Regions from separate parts of the Homo sapiens genome. Here all the other regions are linked to region 3. The links are chromatin contacts, found by Hi-C or POLR2A ChIA-PET in ENCODE. All regions are on one chromosome and are shown on one strand. The core of a region is the stretch at or near the end of the contact, and the rest is flanking DNA. Distances in the headings are between cores, read along the strand shown. Region 1 has its middle 14 kb from the start of DDIT4-AS1. Region 2 holds the start of HK1 (hexokinase 1). Region 3 holds the start of EIF4EBP2 (eukaryotic translation initiation factor 4E binding protein 2). Region 4 holds the start of PSAP (prosaposin). Region 5 holds the start of SRGN (serglycin).

The links. A loop is a pair of places that touch in the nucleus more often than their neighbours do. ChIA-PET counts read pairs that join two places held with the same protein, here RNA polymerase II (POLR2A). Pooled maps may share reads with other maps.
Region 1: a pooled map shows a loop between it and region 3 (7-fold over the local background). The contact joins the enhancer-like site here to the promoter of EIF4EBP2 in region 3. A Hi-C loop is called at or near these places in 1 of 37 single-sample maps with no recorded cell type and 1 of 50 pooled maps. POLR2A ChIA-PET finds 5 or more read pairs at or near these places in 1 of 52 experiments (BJ).
Region 2: a map of CD4-positive, alpha-beta T cell shows a loop between it and region 3 (10-fold over the local background). The contact joins the promoter of HK1 here to the promoter of EIF4EBP2 in region 3. A Hi-C loop is called at or near these places in 3 of 168 maps with a recorded cell type or tissue (CD4-positive, alpha-beta T cell, CD8-positive, alpha-beta T cell and naive thymus-derived CD4-positive, alpha-beta T cell) and 8 of 50 pooled maps. POLR2A ChIA-PET finds 5 or more read pairs at or near these places in 1 of 52 experiments (A673).
Region 4: a map of naive thymus-derived CD4-positive, alpha-beta T cell shows a loop between it and region 3 (11-fold over the local background). The contact joins the promoter of PSAP here to the promoter of EIF4EBP2 in region 3. A Hi-C loop is called at or near these places in 1 of 168 maps with a recorded cell type or tissue (naive thymus-derived CD4-positive, alpha-beta T cell) and 5 of 50 pooled maps. POLR2A ChIA-PET finds 5 or more read pairs at or near these places in 1 of 52 experiments (MCF 10A).
Region 5: a pooled map shows a loop between it and region 3 (6-fold over the local background). The contact joins the promoter of SRGN here to the promoter of EIF4EBP2 in region 3. A Hi-C loop is called at or near these places in 1 of 50 pooled maps. POLR2A ChIA-PET finds 5 or more read pairs at or near these places in 2 of 52 experiments (T-cell and activated CD4-positive, alpha-beta T cell).

What each region holds. Positions count from the first base shown.
Region 1 is chr10:72,258,567-72,261,510 of GRCh38, forward strand. No RefSeq gene overlaps it. Among named protein-coding and RNA genes, the nearest start is that of DDIT4-AS1, 14 kb to the right of the region's middle. RefSeq lists enhancers at 1,267-1,486, 1,517-1,586, 1,699-2,342, 2,637-2,776, 2,797-2,906 and a silencer at 2,257-2,466. Within about 2 kb of position 1,590, at least 38 of the 41 ENCODE cell types and tissues checked have a DNase peak (open chromatin) inside an H3K27ac peak, as active enhancers do.
Region 2 is chr10:69,317,218-69,320,401 of GRCh38, forward strand. HK1 (hexokinase 1) reads left to right here and starts at 1,630. Exons shown (of 18, transcript NM_000188.3): 1 at 1,630-1,793. The coding sequence starts at 1,731. RefSeq lists enhancers at 644-873, 2,164-2,213 and a silencer at 1,184-1,863.
Region 3 is chr10:70,402,720-70,405,569 of GRCh38, forward strand. It overlaps EIF4EBP2 (eukaryotic translation initiation factor 4E binding protein 2), which reads left to right and starts at 1,426. Exons shown (of 3, transcript NM_004096.5): 1 at 1,426-1,827. The coding sequence starts at 1,683. RefSeq lists silencers at 1,298-1,487, 1,518-1,727.
Region 4 is chr10:71,849,667-71,852,851 of GRCh38, forward strand. PSAP (prosaposin) reads right to left here and starts at 1,585. Exons shown (of 14, transcript NM_002778.4): 1 at 1,516-1,585. The coding sequence starts at 1,555. RefSeq lists enhancers at 1-343, 735-1,265, 1,266-1,796.
Region 5 is chr10:69,086,803-69,089,952 of GRCh38, forward strand. SRGN (serglycin) reads left to right here and starts at 1,301. Exons shown (of 3, transcript NM_002727.4): 1 at 1,301-1,434. The coding sequence starts at 1,356. RefSeq lists an enhancer at 1,432-2,631.

The DNA.
Region 1 (2,944 bases), core at 340-2,839, 1.9 Mb after region 3:
GGGTGCCTGTAATCCCAGCTACTCAGGAGGTTGAGGACCAAGAATCACTTGAACCCAGGAGGCGGATGCTGCAGTAAGTCAAGATTGCACCACTGCACTCCAGCCTAGGCGACAAAGTTTGATTCCATCTAAAAAAAAGCTATTGAAGGAGAAGGGAGCAACTCATACTCATGCACAGCTGTGTGATTGAGCACAGGCTTCCAAGGCACCAGGCCTGGCCTGGACTCGCTACCCTGAATTCTCCAGCAGGGGAACAAGAGGGTTCCCAAACCTGTTCAAGGAGGGCTTCTCAAAGGACCTGGAGCTTAACACAAGCTGGGAGTGTGAGCTGTAGCTATAAGGTGGGAAGTGCATTGAAGAAGAGTAATTGGTGTGAAGGTAGGAGCAAGCTGGAAGGGAAGCCACTTGGGACCCCACAGAAATGGCATCTCACCGGGCACAGGGAATCTGGAAAAGGTAAATTATGGCTGGGCACGGTGGCTCATGCCTGCAATCCCAGCACTTTGGCAGACTGAGGCAGACAGATCACTTGAGGCCAGGAGTTTGAGACCAGCCTGGCCAACATGGTGAAACCCATCTCTACTAAAAATACAAAAATTAGCCAGGTGGGTGGCACACACCTGTAATCCCAGCTACTTTGGAGGCTGGGACAGGAGAATCACTTGAACCCAGGAGGTAGAGGTTGCAGTGAGCTGAGATCACACTACTGCACTCCAGCTTGGGGGACAGAGCAAGACCCTGCCTCAAAAAAATAAATTAATTTTTTTTTTTTTTTTAAAAGAGCATGTTAAGGAGTACAGGCATCCGTTTTTCTCAGGGCCAAAGATTTCCTATCCCAGTGGGAGCACCAGATGAGAGAAGAGAAAAATCTGCTGTGACCTCTGCCAGTCTCACTTCCAGGTCTATGTGTCTGTCTTTAGCATGATTAAAATACTGTAAATTATATGCTTATCCTTTGTTGATGTTCTCTTTATGATCCACCTTATGTGGCTGTATATATTTTGCATATCTACATACATATTACTATGCAAAGTTGTATACACAAAGCCATGCATACTGTACTTTATGGAAAATTTAAGAGCGTTTCAGATATAATTAGAACCATATGTGTTTTTCCCCTTCTGGGCTGTGGGTGGGAAATGAATCTAGAGCCTGCCCCCGAGGCTTGCGAGGCTGAACTAAGCAGCCAGACTGGCTCTAAAGGCAATGGGGAGCTATTAAAAGGTTTGGAGAGGGAGGTCCTAGTGAGGCTGAACAGAGGTAAAATAAACAGAAAGTTCCAGGCTCTCCTTGCTTCTACTTAAGAAAAATCAGAGCAGTAAATCCCAAACCAGTTCTGCCCACAACTCAAATGCAGATGAGCATCCCTTGCTCCATCTATGCAGGAAAGCCATAGTGTGGGGCTGTAGGACTATGGAGTCAGCCTCTGCAAGCAACAAGGCTCAGAGGCTGAGGGGCTTCAGGCCCCAGCAAAACCCAGTGATCCTGTTGTCAAATCTGAATGTCATCATCTGCCTCCAGGGCGACCAGCTCTGGATGGGGGTGTCAGGGTCAGGATCCTGTTCCATGTGGCAAGAGCTTGGGGAAGCTGCTGCAGGCCTACTGATGACCTTCTTTCCTGGCCCAGACACTCTTAAAAACTTCCTGGCGAGGGAGGCAACACACCTTATTGTGCAGCCCTCATCGAACGCATCAGCTGCACTAAGTGCTGAAGAAAAGTTCCCATAATAACCATGTGTGATAATAAAAAGATAAAGAGGCAAATAGGTATGTAGGTCAGCTCAAAAATAGCCACCCACCCGCCTGGCCTGGGTAGCCCTTTGTGCCAAGTGGGTAGAAAGGTTTTCCTTGCTTCCCTTCCCAAGCTGATGCCCCCTGCACTTTTCAAGGTTGCCTTAAATACAACTCCTTCCTGCACTAGCTGGGGTAGCCAGGGCAGTAGGGACTGCAGCCCTACAGGGGCAGCCCTGCGCTCCCTCCACCAAATCAATCCTGGGGTCAGAGGGCACAAAGGCTTGGCCTCTCTGACGTGAGTTCTCGGGGCTAAGTCAGGGTTTAGGGTAGTGAGTCACAGACATTCTTTCCCCCATCCCTTAGGGTTTGCGCACACCCAGGAAGCCTTCCCCTCCCCAACAGAGACCGCTTTGTTAGCACGACCCACCCGGTTGGAGAAGAGTTACAGCCTCAGGGGTGTGAGGGCCTCCTCGGCCTCTCCCTCCCTCCCCCTCTCTCCTCTCTAGGGCTCTCACCAGAAAGGCGCCAACCCTGCGCCCTGCCCCCACCCAGCCGCCGGGGCCCCAAATGCTGAGCTCAGCATCTCTGTGGCCTGGCTGCCCTCCTCCCGGGCAGTGGGAGGAGCCTCCTTCCTCCCGAGGGTGGGCGGGGCCAGGGCCAGCCCCGCCCTCCTCCCCGTTCCCCCTCTCCCTCCATCCCCCTCCCGTTCCTCAGTCGCACGTTCTCCAAGTCACGTCCCCCGCTTCCCCTAGTAGGGGGTCGACGGAGATTGGACCCTTCCCCCAGTCAGCTGCTCTGCATCTGTCACCTCGGCGGCAGCGCTCCCTTGAGGTCGCACCTCCGCTGTGGAGGGAGGCGAGAGCGAGCTGAGTGGGGGGTCTTCCCTTCCCCCATCCCGCTGGCCCCAGACAAGCCACCGCAGACCGCGGCGAAATCAGTTAAGCTCTTGCGTGCACCAGTTCCCGGAGCAGAGTCTGAAAGTTTTTGTGTTTCTGTGCGGCTACTTTTAAGTATAAAAAATTCAGCAGTGGCTCCTGGGTGCCTATGTCAGCGTCTGGCCCTTTGTGGATTACGTACGGGACAACTGGGGTGGGGAAGGGCCCCTCTTCACAGGCAGCAATTCCCAGAGTGGCCTTCCTATGGGACCCCAGAGCTCCCAGGGGGAGGATCCCAGAGGGGGATATGGTAACAGAATCACTGTCACTTCTGG
Region 2 (3,184 bases), core at 380-2,879, 1.1 Mb before region 3:
AGTGTGTATTATGTGCACGTATTTTGCGTACAGTATTACACAACAATCAAGGGGAGGTGAGGTGGGCATTAGTGTCTTCATCTTATGGATGAAGACACAGTCTCAGAGGTGATTCAAGATGCCCCTCTGCATAGGCCCTAAGGCAGGGGGTGGGGACTGTGACCTGGACAGGAAGCTGGGGCCTCAGGACTGCATCTAAGCTCCTCCTTTTCTGTGGGTGATGGTGGCTGTCAGGCCCCTGAACCTACGTCATCCCTCCCTCTGATTTGACTGTACCTTTGCTAGGCCTGGTCAAGGGCTAGGGACTCCTAAAGTCAAGAGCTAGGGTAGAGGTTGGGGGTTGGATCTCAGGGCACCATATGGTGCAGACTTGGTTGCAGGAAAGTGACCTATTTAGGCAGAGGGGCTCTATACAACTGGGACCACAGCAAACCCTAGAGGTGAGCACCTGCTTCAAAGACTCACAGATCCAAGCTGTGATCCTAGATCTACAACTTCCTGGCTGTATAAAGTCCAGCAAGACTGAGGCCTCACTGAGCTTCAATTTCCTTACCTGTCTAACCAGAATAGCAACAACTTGTTTGTATATTTGAGCTCATTACATGTCATTTTGTAAGGCACTAAAGCTCCTGGAGGCTTCCGGAACACAGAAATAATTAATCTAAGAATCCTAAAGTGGCTGTCCTGGTAGCACCTCTAGGGAGTCCTCCCATCCTACGTAACTTCCTCTGGGAAAGTAGAAAACACGGCACCTGGGAAGGGGCGCTGAACCGTGCCCCAAGTCCCAGTGGGCCTGGATGCCCAAGAGCAAGAGGAGGCCCAGAGGATGGGGACAGGCCACGACCTGTGGCCCAAGTCCCGCCCAGAGGGAGTGCGCCCTGAGGGAGAGCCACCGGAGCTGGTGACTCGGGGGCGGGTGCTCTGGGGTGTCGCTTTGGGTTCAGCAATACAAATCTGCCAGCTGGAGATTAGGCGGGGCACGCCGGGGAGAGGTGATGCACTGCCGCTGAAGACCCAGGTAGGCCGGTGCGTTCGGCCTGGGTGAGGAAGGCGCGGGACCCGGGTGCGAGGACTGCGTAGCGTCCCCGGCTCCCGCTTCCGCCCGCTTTCCACGCCCACTTCTGCAAGTCCCCTCCGGCACCTCGGCGTCCACCGGACTCCTAGGGGCGAGCCCTCATTTCCGAGGAATGGGACCGCCTTCGTGCCCCCGGGGCTGCCAGTCCCTAGACTAGCCCTAGGGGCTTCTCGTCCCGGCGGAGCCGGGCGGTGCCTCCTGCCTGCGCCTCGCACCTCCCCGCCTGGCACGGCCCACCCGGGCACGGCGCCGCCACGCGTGAAGGCCCGCATCGGCTCCCTACGTGGGGGACGTGCAGGATGATGCGGGGTCGGGGGGGATTTCGCTGCGTCGCCCGCCCCCTTTCCGGCGCAGGAGGGAGCGGCCGCCGCGTCCCCGCTCCCCGGCCGGGACGCCACCGCCGGGCGTTGCAGAGGCGCGCCGCAACCAATGGGCGTGGAGGAGGTGGGTCGGCTGGCGGCTGTCACCCTCCAGGGGACGGGAGCGCGGAGACCGGGAGCGCGCGAGCTGTCGCCGCGCCCCGGGCCGAGGGGGAGGAGCCGGGGGAGGAGGAGGAGGAGGAGCCGCCGAGCAGCCGCCGGAGGACCACGGCTCGCCAGGGCTGCGGAGGACCGACCGTCCCCACGCCTGCCGCCCCGCGACCCCGACCGCCAGCATGATCGCCGCGCAGCTCCTGGCCTATTACTTCACGGAGCTGAAGGATGACCAGGTCAAAAAGGTGAGCCCCCGCCCGCGCCGCCGCTGGTCCTGGCCGCAGCCTTGCGTTCCGGCATCCGCTCGCCGCCTCCGCTGCCTCCATCCTCCGGCGCCCGGCCTTCTCCGGGCCAGCATCGAGTTGGACTGCAGGGCGCAAGGAAAGCCTTCGCCTTCGATTCTACCGGCATTGTCAGTGTCTCTGTGTGTGTGCGTTTTTGGGAGGGGGGCAATCGGGCGGAAGACCCCCGAGACCGGGCTGCCTGCTGCAGTGTCCTTGAAACGGGCCCTGGATGTCAGATAGGCCCCCGGGCTGTGCGGGGAGGTGGCCGGTGGGCCCTTCCGCAGGGCCTGTTCGGGAGGGTCCGAGCGCCGTGGGAGGAGGTGTGATCATGGAGATGCTGGGGAGGTGATCGAGCAGCAGGCGGGGGTGCTGGCTGGAGGCCAGGCCTCCCATATTTGGGGTTCCTGGCGGAGGGTGTCGGGTGCCCCGGAGAAGCTGTCGCCGGGCTCTCCCAGTTGTTTGAGCTGCTCGTTAATCTGAGGACGAGGTGACCCGCCCGGCTTCCCGGAACGGGGAGGGGCGGCGAGGCCACCGGAAACTTTGCTCATAGGCCTCGTGTCTGGAGCGGCACGTCTGAATGGAATTTTTTATTCCTCTTAAGCTGTAATTTCTAGCCAGCACAGGAGCTCAAATAAGCGACTGGTCATTTGAGTTGGGTGGACGCCTGTGGCATGCTTGTTCTAGCACTTGGACGCATGCATCCTCCTGTCCTGAGGTGTTGTTGCCTTTGACATCTTAGTGTAAAATACTGTCCGCTGGCAGGTCTTAAAGGTGTATTTGTCTCTTCTGCCAGCTGTGCTACCATATTTTAAAGAAACAGCCTAAGCTGTAGGGAAAGACGCCCGTTTTATCAGTGCCAGGTCTGGTACAGGCTCCAGGCCCACCCACCCTGAACGTGGTGACGTTATTGCTGGGGTTAGCTGGGATGGACTGGCAAAGTCATCTTGACTTTGGCGTTCAGACAGGTGGAGTTCTACAGGTGAAAGGCAGGAGTGACAGGCCTTGATTTTCTGCCCGGCAAGCCATAGGGTGTTCCATCCTCTTCCTGTGCATCTAAGATGACTCCCTCATCTGGCACCATAGGAAACAGGCCTACTGAGGGCAGCGACCTTATCAAGGTCACCCAGTGAGTTAGAGGCAGAGCCAGTCAGGGGGATCCAGGTCTCCCAGTGCCTCCACCCAGGAACTTCACCAGGGTCCTCCTGGAGGTCAGCTTCCAGGAGGGAGTGGGTACTGAGAGACAAAGCCGCTGGGGACCCTGCCGTGATCTTGGATCCCATGGTGGGTGGGGACCGGGAGTGAGGTAGGTAGGAGATAGGCTTGGGAATGCCATCTGCCATTGCTCTTTATGG
Region 3 (2,850 bases), core at 176-2,675:
TGGCCTGCCCTGGGCTGTTGTAAGTTCTTTTGTCTATGTTCTTGCCAAGCACCTGTTTGACCCTCTGAGCAGTGAAGCAATAGCTGTTTTCCCCTCAACCTCTCTTACCCTTATTTCTCTCATTTGCAAAATGGGAATGATGGTAGCTATGTTGGCCTTACCCATGAGTGTCTTCCCAGTCCCACCTTGGGCATGTTGTGGGCAGAAGTAGTGCTGCCCTAGTGCAGCGGTTCTCAAAGTGTGATCTGGAGAGCCCCTCGGGGATCTGAGACAACCTTCTTTTCTAACTACATACCTGTGTGAGGCTGGGTTTTCTTCATATAGTTGAATCAACACATTACAACAGCTTGAACACAGAAACAGATATGAGAATACAGCTGTTTTCTATTAAGCCAGATATTAAAGCGTTTGCAAAAATATAAAATAATGCCACTGTTCTCACTATTTGTTTTAGATAATTAAAAAATATAATGTCAACATGTAATAGGTTATTATTTTATGAATTAATAAACATTTAAAACATTCTCAGTTTTAATTTGTTTTTTGTTGTTGTTGTTGTTGTTGTTTTTTAGAGACAGGGCCTCACTCTGTTGCCCAGGCCGGAATGCAGTGGCTATTCACAGGTACAATCCCACTAGTGATCAGCAGCGGCTCAGTTTTAATTTCTAATACAATAATTATCAATACATATAATCCACACAAACAAAAGCTCTTGGAAATCCTCAATAATTTTCAAGAATGTAGAGGTACTGAGACCCAAAGTTTGAGAACCCCTCGAGGAAAGAATAGAGTTCCAGATCTAGATTTTTCAGGTACCTCATGGTCTAAGCCCTCTCCTGTGCCTCATTTTAACTCTAATACAATAATACTCATTCTTGTTGCCATGAGTGGCTCTTGGTTTCTTCCTTTTCCTAATGTTTAGATCTTGCTTTATGTGTGTATATAGTGATGGTCTTTGGAAGGATACACAATTAACTGGTACAGCGGTTGAGGGGAGTTCGGAAACTGGGAGAAAGTGGCACCATAAACCTTTCTGCTCTGTTTGATTTTTAAAATACAGTACATCGTGCATGTAGTGCCTGAATTAATAATGAACAATTAAAAGTAAAATTACATTTTTAATGCATAGGAATGCATGAGAAACTCAAGTCTGCTCAAGTAAAGTGGTGTTAACCGACAATGACAAACAATAAGAAGAAAGTTTTCCTTGTCCGCCTTCACCAGGCTCACAAACACTTAGCTCGCGCTCCCTCTGGCTCTTCTCCCGCTCGCTGGGGTTAAGCCACTCTCTTCCTCAGCCCTGCCCCTCGTCCCCGCCCCCTTCAACAACTTCAGCCACGCCCCTCACTGCCTCGCCCCGCCCCGCGGCGACGTCACCTCCGGCCGACCAGCTTCCCCAACTCCCTCTGGCTCCCGCCTTCGCCCGCTTCCGGTCGTCGTCGTCGCCGCTGCTGCCGCTGCTGTTGCTCCTGAGGCTGCTGGCTGAGGCCGGAGGATCGAGCGGCGGCGGCGGCGGCGGCTGAGAGGGCGGCGGCGGGAGCGGAGCGGGACGAGGGAACGGGAGGAAGCGAGCGAGGAGCGCGCAGAGCGCGCTTTTCCGTCCGCCTGAGGAGCCGAAGCAGCCCCGGCCCCGCCGCCGCCGCCTGCCCGCCGGACAAAGCCGAGAGCCCGCGCCCACAGCCATGTCCTCGTCAGCCGGCAGCGGCCACCAGCCCAGCCAGAGCCGCGCCATCCCCACCCGCACCGTGGCCATCAGCGACGCCGCGCAGCTACCTCATGACTATTGCACCACGCCCGGGGGGACGCTCTTCTCCACCACACCGGGAGGTGAGCGCCGGCCAGCCGTCCGCCGCGCCCGGTGTCCCGCCGCGGTCCTCTAACTCCTCGGCGCCTCGGTGCCCGGCCGCTTCGCCCCCGCCCCCAGCTCCACCGAAGCCCCGGGGACGCTGCCCTTGGGCCCGCCCGAGCGTTCGGGACCCTTTACTTCGTGTTCGCTCTTGCCCGCAGCTCGAGTCGGCGCGCGCCCCACTCGGGAATGTGGCTGTCCTGTCGCGAAAAAGAGCTCTTGTTTCCGCTTCGTGGCAGGCTTACGCATTCGACCCAGTTCTCTCTCTCCTCTCTGCCTCCTTCCCGGGCGGATTTGGCTCCACTTGGCCTTGCATTACAGTCTGCATTGCCTGTCGTAGATTGTGCAAATTAATGCTTGATTTTGGAGCTGGCTCCGGGGCTTTTTAAAAAAGAACTTTGGGAGAGGAATTCGGCCCTGGCATCCTGCGATGGCTTGTTTTTGCTGCTTTTAGAACACCGGGAGGAGGCTGGAATGCGGAGTCTGGAAGCCTCGCCCAGCGTTATCCCGCTTTGACAGCATTGTTTACTTTGCTGGACGAGGCCCCACGGGTGAGGGGAGTCCCCAGGCCGGGAGGAGAGCGTGATAAAATAAAGCTCAAGTAATAGCCAAGGGAAAGTAGGTGGGGGTGGTAGGGTGCTGACAGCCTTAAGGTAGGGTGTCTTTCGGCAGCGACGCCTTTGGAAATGGATTGAAGGACCTTTGTCAAGGACACCCCAGTTGGGTGGGGTGGTTGCTTGATCCTGTGGAAGGGGCTAGAGAGAGGCAATCCAGAGAGAGGGTGGTTCCCTGGCATTGCTTTTCAAAGCATGACCAGGAACTGTTTACAAATAAGTAATACTGGGGTAGAGGTGAAGCTTGGTCACGGGAAGAGAGCTCAAAGGTTGTCTGTGCCCTAACTGGGCTGTCCTCCAGAGGGAGGAGCCTGGAAAGCGATTTTGAGGAGCCTTATTGAAGGGAACGGGGCCTCCTTTTTAACTTCAGAACTTTGTCTTCTTTTGGTG
Region 4 (3,185 bases), core at 335-2,834, 1.4 Mb after region 3:
TTTCTTTTCTCTTTTTCTTTTTTTCACAGGTGGGGTCTTGCTATGTTGCCCAGGCTGGTCTCCAACTCCTAGGCTCAAGCGATCCTCCCACCTCGGTGTCCCAATGTGCTGGGATTACAGGCATAAGCCACCGCACCCAGATGCAAGACATTTCAAAGCAAGTGAAATGAGGACCCCATGGCAAAATAACTGGACCAGAAAACCCTATATCGCCTTCAATACCTATGAGAATTAAGCTCCGATTTTTTTTAGCTTGCCCAAATTCCTATCTAAGGGGTGTAGGAATCATACCCTACAAACCATAAACTCTCATCAGATGGGTTTTATTTGACCCCATATATCGTGACTTACTTTCCAATCTGACTCTGGCATAACATTTTATAAGACAAGGAAAAAAAAATCAAAATATCTAACCCCAAAATATATTTCCTTGCCATACCTTGAAATTGCCCTGCAAAGTCTCTTGTGGGAAAAATCCACATTCTATAGAGAATCCCCTTTCCCCTATGTTTTCCTTCCTTCCTCTCCAGATCCAGGAGATAATCAACTAAGAGCCAGTCACCCTTTCATTTCCATAGAAATATTTTACAACGTGCTCGCTCTCTTAGTCGGCTACCTGAGAGCTTCCTCTGCACAATAAAACTTGGTCTCCACAATCCTTTATCTTAACTTGAATACTTTCTTTCTATTGATTCTAGGTTTTCAGATAAACTCAACCAATTATCAACTAGAAAATGTTTAAATTTACCTATGGCCTGGAAGCCCCCCGCCGCTTTGAGTTGTTTCGCCCTTCTGAACCAAACCAACGTATTTCTTAAATGTATTTGATTGATGTCTCGTGCCTCCCGAAAATATGTAAAACCCAGCTGTATCCCAACCACCTTAGGCACATGTTCTCAGGACCTCCTGAGGGCTGTGTCACGGGCCATGGTCACTCATATTTGCCTCAGAATAAATCTCAAAATATTTTTACAGAGTTTGACTCGTTTTGTCAACACCTAGAATCCAGAGTAAATACATATGCAAACGTCAATATAGATGATACACATGTGCTTCCTGCAGCTTCGCTACCCTTACAAACAGGCAACTGAAGCCAACGGCCAAAGTGTCCTGCGGGACGGGGCTCCAGCCCACCTCGATCACGTGCGCCCAGCACAGGCACAACACAGCTGCCCAAGGGGTCACCCTACAAGACTCACCCACCCCCACAGTGGGAAGCGCAGCCTGAGGGAAGGCCTCGGGGCCCCAGCCGCGCAGGAACCCACTCGAGCCCCGAAGGAGATGCTGCCCAGGGCCTGGGCCGTCCTCCCGGGGGCATTTTCGCAGCCCGCCCCCCGCAGCCCCCAGCCGCCCAGAGAAAGCCAGAGAAAGCCAGCGAACGCGCCTGCGCAGTGCGCGCGCCCCCTTGCCAACTAGGGCAGGGGGAGCAGAGGGGCCAGGCCCGGCACAGCCCATTCTGGGGCAGATGGACGCTGCGAGGCACCTCCTCCCCAGGATGAGGGTCCCAGGGCTTACCCGCGCCCAGGAGGCTGGCCAGGAGGAAGAGGGCGTACATAGCGCCGTCTGACTCCGCAGTCTGCAATGCGGAGCGTCAGCTGATCCCCCGCAGATATAAATCTGCCCTGCCCCAAAGCCGTCCAGAGCGCAGGCGCTAACCCCGCCCCATCCGGGCCTGCCCGAGCTCAACAGCGCCCTGACTCAGCGCCTCTGAGGGCGCCTGCGCGAAGGGGAGGCCAATAGGAGGGGGCAATGGGAGGGGCGAAAGGAAGGGCTATGGGGAGGAGTGAGGAAGAACTTGGAGAAAGGGAAGGGAAAGGTCATAAAAGAAAAGCCCTACTAATTGAATAGGTCAGAGATTATATATGTAAAATACCTTTTAAATCTCCACATTGTTGGCCGGCCGCGGTGGCTGACGCCTGTAATCCCAACACTTGGGAGGCCGAGGCGGGCGGAGGGTTCAAGACTAGCCTGGGCAACGTGGTGAAACCCCATCTCTACAAAAAAAAAAATACAAAAAAATTAGCCCATTGTAGTAGCGGGTTTCACATAGAATAGCTTGGGGTTTCACATAGAATAAGTAGTCGTGTAACAGGGTACAGGGCTCAGTCCTGGCCAGGGGCACGTGGGGGCAGGTGGTGGCACCTGGTCAAAGGCAAGTCTGGGCTGGGCATGCTGGCTCACTCCTGTAATCCTAACACTTTGGGAGGCCGAGGCGGGCGGATCATGAGGTCAGGAGTTCAAGACCAGCCTGGCCAATATGGTGAAACCCTGTCTCTACTAAAAATACAAAAATTAGTCAGGCGTGGTGGCGCTCGCCTGTGGTTCCAGCTATTTCAGGAGGCAGAGGCAGGAAAATTGCTTAAACCCGGGAGGTGGAGGTTGCCGTGAGTCAAGATCGCACTACTGCACTGCAGCCTGGACCACAGAGCGAGAGAGATTCCCATCACCAAAAAAAAAAAAACAAAAAACTTTTAAGCCTCACATTGTGGTACCGTTAAAGATGTAATACCATTCCTCACCCATCATAAGAGATCATAAGAGTCACAACCAACACTCCTGTAACGAGACAGCTTAAGAGAAAAGCATAACAAATTTATGTAATCAACGTTTTATGTGACATGGAAGCCTTCAGAAATTAAGACCCAAAGACCCTCTGCCTGTGGCTGCCCCTGCCAGGACCTGAACAGAGAATGATGATGACCCTCTCCAGAAGGATAAGAACCTGCCAACCGCAAGGCAGGGAAAGGAGGGGAATCTTAGCCCCTTAGGGCAGGCACTTAGAGGTCATTTACCTGTAGGGACATTGAGCCTAGGAGAGGGCAAGACGTTTATCCAAGGTCACACAACAGGTAGAGATAGAACCTGGCCCGAAGCCAGGTTTCCTGACCCAGGAAGGGCAAACCTACAGTTCCTCCAACTTCCTCCAATCTGCAATCCGCTCTGGAGAACAACCCCAGGGACTAAGGCCTCAGAACCTTCAGTTCTGCTCCCCTGCAATCTCCCTAAGTGCCCCCAGCCCCCACCACAGCTCTGACTTCCTCTGGGGAGCCAGATGGGGAAGTGTGCCCCATGCACCACAGTGGGCCATGTGAGGCAGCTGAGTGAGTTGGGACAAGATGTGGTCTCAACTGGACGCCTCACAGGTCGGCCTCAGTGGCCAGATGGAGACTTCGTGGCTGCTCCAC
Region 5 (3,150 bases), core at 51-2,550, 1.3 Mb before region 3:
CCCACCTCAGCCTCCCAAAGTGCTGGGATTACAGGTGTGGACCACAGCACCTGGCCTTTATTGTATAACTTTAATATGGAGCCTTAGTCCTCCAGAAATCTGCACCATGCCCAGGGAAAATGCTGTTCCTTTATTTACATGAGGCAGAGGTTTGTGTTGTTTGCTGAGGTCCAGCAGCTCACTGTGAGGACAACCTCTCCCTCGTTCCTGATTTCTGGCTTATTCAAGGCCAGAGGACCCAAAACTCGAGTTGAAAATTTTGACTAGGAGAACAGATAAAAATAGAAATGGAATCCATCTTAAGAAATGCTCAATGTGAAGGAGAGGGGAATGCAAAATAGTTTTTCTGTTTTACCACAGTCTTTGTAACTGAAAATCCTATGTTCTTGAGATAGAGAGAGAGCCAATGATCCAATGCAAGAAACTGAGTTTAAGAAGAAACTGTTTGCTGGGCACGGTGGCTCACGCCTGTAATCCCAGCACTTTGGGAGGCTGAGGCAGGCGGATGGCCTGAGGTTGGGAGTTTGAGGCCAGCCTGGCCAACATGGTGACACGTCGTCTCTACTAAAAATACAAAATTAGTCCAGCGCAGTGGTGTACGCCTGTAATCCCAGCTACTCAGGAGGCTGAGGCAGGAGAATTGCTTGAACCCTGGAGATGGAGGTTGCAGTGAGCTGAGATCGCGCCACTGCTCTCCAGCCTGGGTGACAGAGTGAGACTCCATCTCAAAAAAAAAAAAAAAAAAAAAAAAAAGAAGAAAAAGAAGAAGAAGAAACTGTTCATCTGAAATCCGACAACTCATTCTTGAAGGTTAGAGCTCAGCTTTGAAGTTTCACTTCACGAGCTTGGCTCAGTGAGGTATGTTACTCCCCGGTGAAAAAGAAAATGAAGAGAATGTTTTATGTTGAAAGTGCTTGGTGACGAAAAGGCAGCACCTAGATCCCTTATCTCATAAAAAATGCAGCAGATTCTTAATATTAGCAATCTAGTGTTTAGATTGTTACCTGAAGAAAGGAAAAACAAACTGTCCCAAATGCTGATTCTACTGTTTCGGTGGGAAAAAAAAATGTCTTGCAGGCAAGTGGCAAACAACAAAACTTTTGAAAAAGCAGGCCTGGGGGGAGTCCAGTACAGTTTCATAATGGGTATGAATAGTTATTTTACTGTGTTCCCCCCACCCCCTTTCTTTCTGGGTTTTGATGTGGATGTCTTTCTATTTGTTCAGGAAATTGTGACGTGTGTTCTGGGCAGGGTTTGAGGTTTTGGAACATTTTCTAAAAGGGACAGAGAGCACCCTGCTACATTTCCTAATCAAGAAGTTGGCGTGCAGCTGGGAGAGCTAGACTAAGTTGGTCATGATGCAGAAGCTACTCAAATGCAGTCGGCTTGTCCTGGCTCTTGCCCTCATCCTGGTTCTGGAATCCTCAGTTCAAGGTAAGACTCAGGAGTCTTGTTCCCCAGCCATCTTCTCTGTAAGCCCTGTGGTCCATGCAAGTCATTATATTCATTTTAAGGCATAGAATGTATAATATTGTGAGAAAGGAGGCAAAGAAGAAGGATTTGGGGTCGCTGAACCCTTTAATATGAGTTCTGTTAAGTTTGGTACCAAGAAAAATTAAACTCTGTGGCGTGTGCAGTCTTGTAAACTCTTACAATGATTGAAATGTGCTATTTTGGGATGAAAATGTGAGGTTTATAAATTTTAAAAGCTCAAAAAAGGAATCTAGAAAATGACTCCTGTGCCTGTTGCATGGAGGAGATGGCACCTTTGACTGTTGGGGGGTGTCTGCCTACCCCTAAGTGTCTACATCAGCCCCAAGTTTTAGTGCGCTGTGACGGTGTCATTGTTATTTTAACACTGGGAGACGTTATATTCCAATTGGGGTGAATCTGACTGTGTGTATTTTCTTTTCTTTTTTTTTTTTTTAAAGATAAACTTGGTTCTTACTGAAAACTCAATTATGGTTAGACATAGTTCATGTAAAACCTCTCAGATTTTAAAGAGAAGGCCAAATAATTTGGTATTTGTGCTCTTGCTCAGAGAAGCATCATATTCGGAAATATCTTCCTAGGTTTATCTACCATTTAGTGTTGTTTAGTCAGACTGAAACAACTTAAAACCTGTAATGACTAAGACAATGAAAATGATAGGCTTGTAAGAAAAATACAATTTGTTATTCTTTGGCAAATAAGGAATCATGTCTAAATAAGACGGAGGTCATGGCTTGATAGAGAGATGGCTGAACCTATAGTAGAAAAACACTAGGTTCCGCCAAATGGTAAGGGAAATGTTGAGTCACAATGACACACATGTCCTAGATTTGTTTCGTCAAAGCGACTTTTGGTTGTCATGATCTTACTTCCGGTGGAGATGAAATCTTACAGATGATCGCAGAGACATTCATTTTATGTTGGAAATTTATAAAATCATTTTCTTCTAGTTATGCTAATGCTGAAAAAAGAGCAAGTAATGTTTCTGGAACGTTATTAATTTATGTATTTTTAAAATATAAAACATTGTCAATTGTAGGGAACAGGCTTCACTGGGATCTTTTAGGGAATATCTTCAGCTTGATGAAATAATTCCCGAATAGCCAAGTGGTCTGACAAGATCGAGAGTAATGAGGCCCATACTTTAGTACAGTCTTGAATGGCCAGATGGTGCTGGGCATACCCCAACCAGAGATATGTAAGTCTTTATGTTGTCAAAATTTCCCAGAAACATGAATTTCCCACTAAGATTCATTAAGGAAAACTAGAATGAAAACAAAAACGTTCCTTGTATAATATTCATTAGAAAGAAATGAAGAAGGCCGGGCATGGTGGCTCACGCCTGTAATCCCAGCACTTTGAGAGGCCAAGGTAGGCAGATCATGAGGTCAGGAGTTTGAGACCAGCCTGGCCAACATAGTGAAATCCCGTCTCTACCAAAAATACAAAAAAATTAGCCGGGCATGGTGGCACACACCTGTCATCCCAGCTACTCAGGAGGCTGAGGCAGGAGAATTGCTTGAACCTGGGAGGTGGAGGTTGCAGTGAGCTGAGATTGCACCACTGTACTACAGCCTAGGTGACAGTGCAAGACTCTGTCAGAAAGAAAGAAAGAGAGAGAGAGAGAAAGAAAGGAAAGAAAGAAAGAGAAGGAAAGAA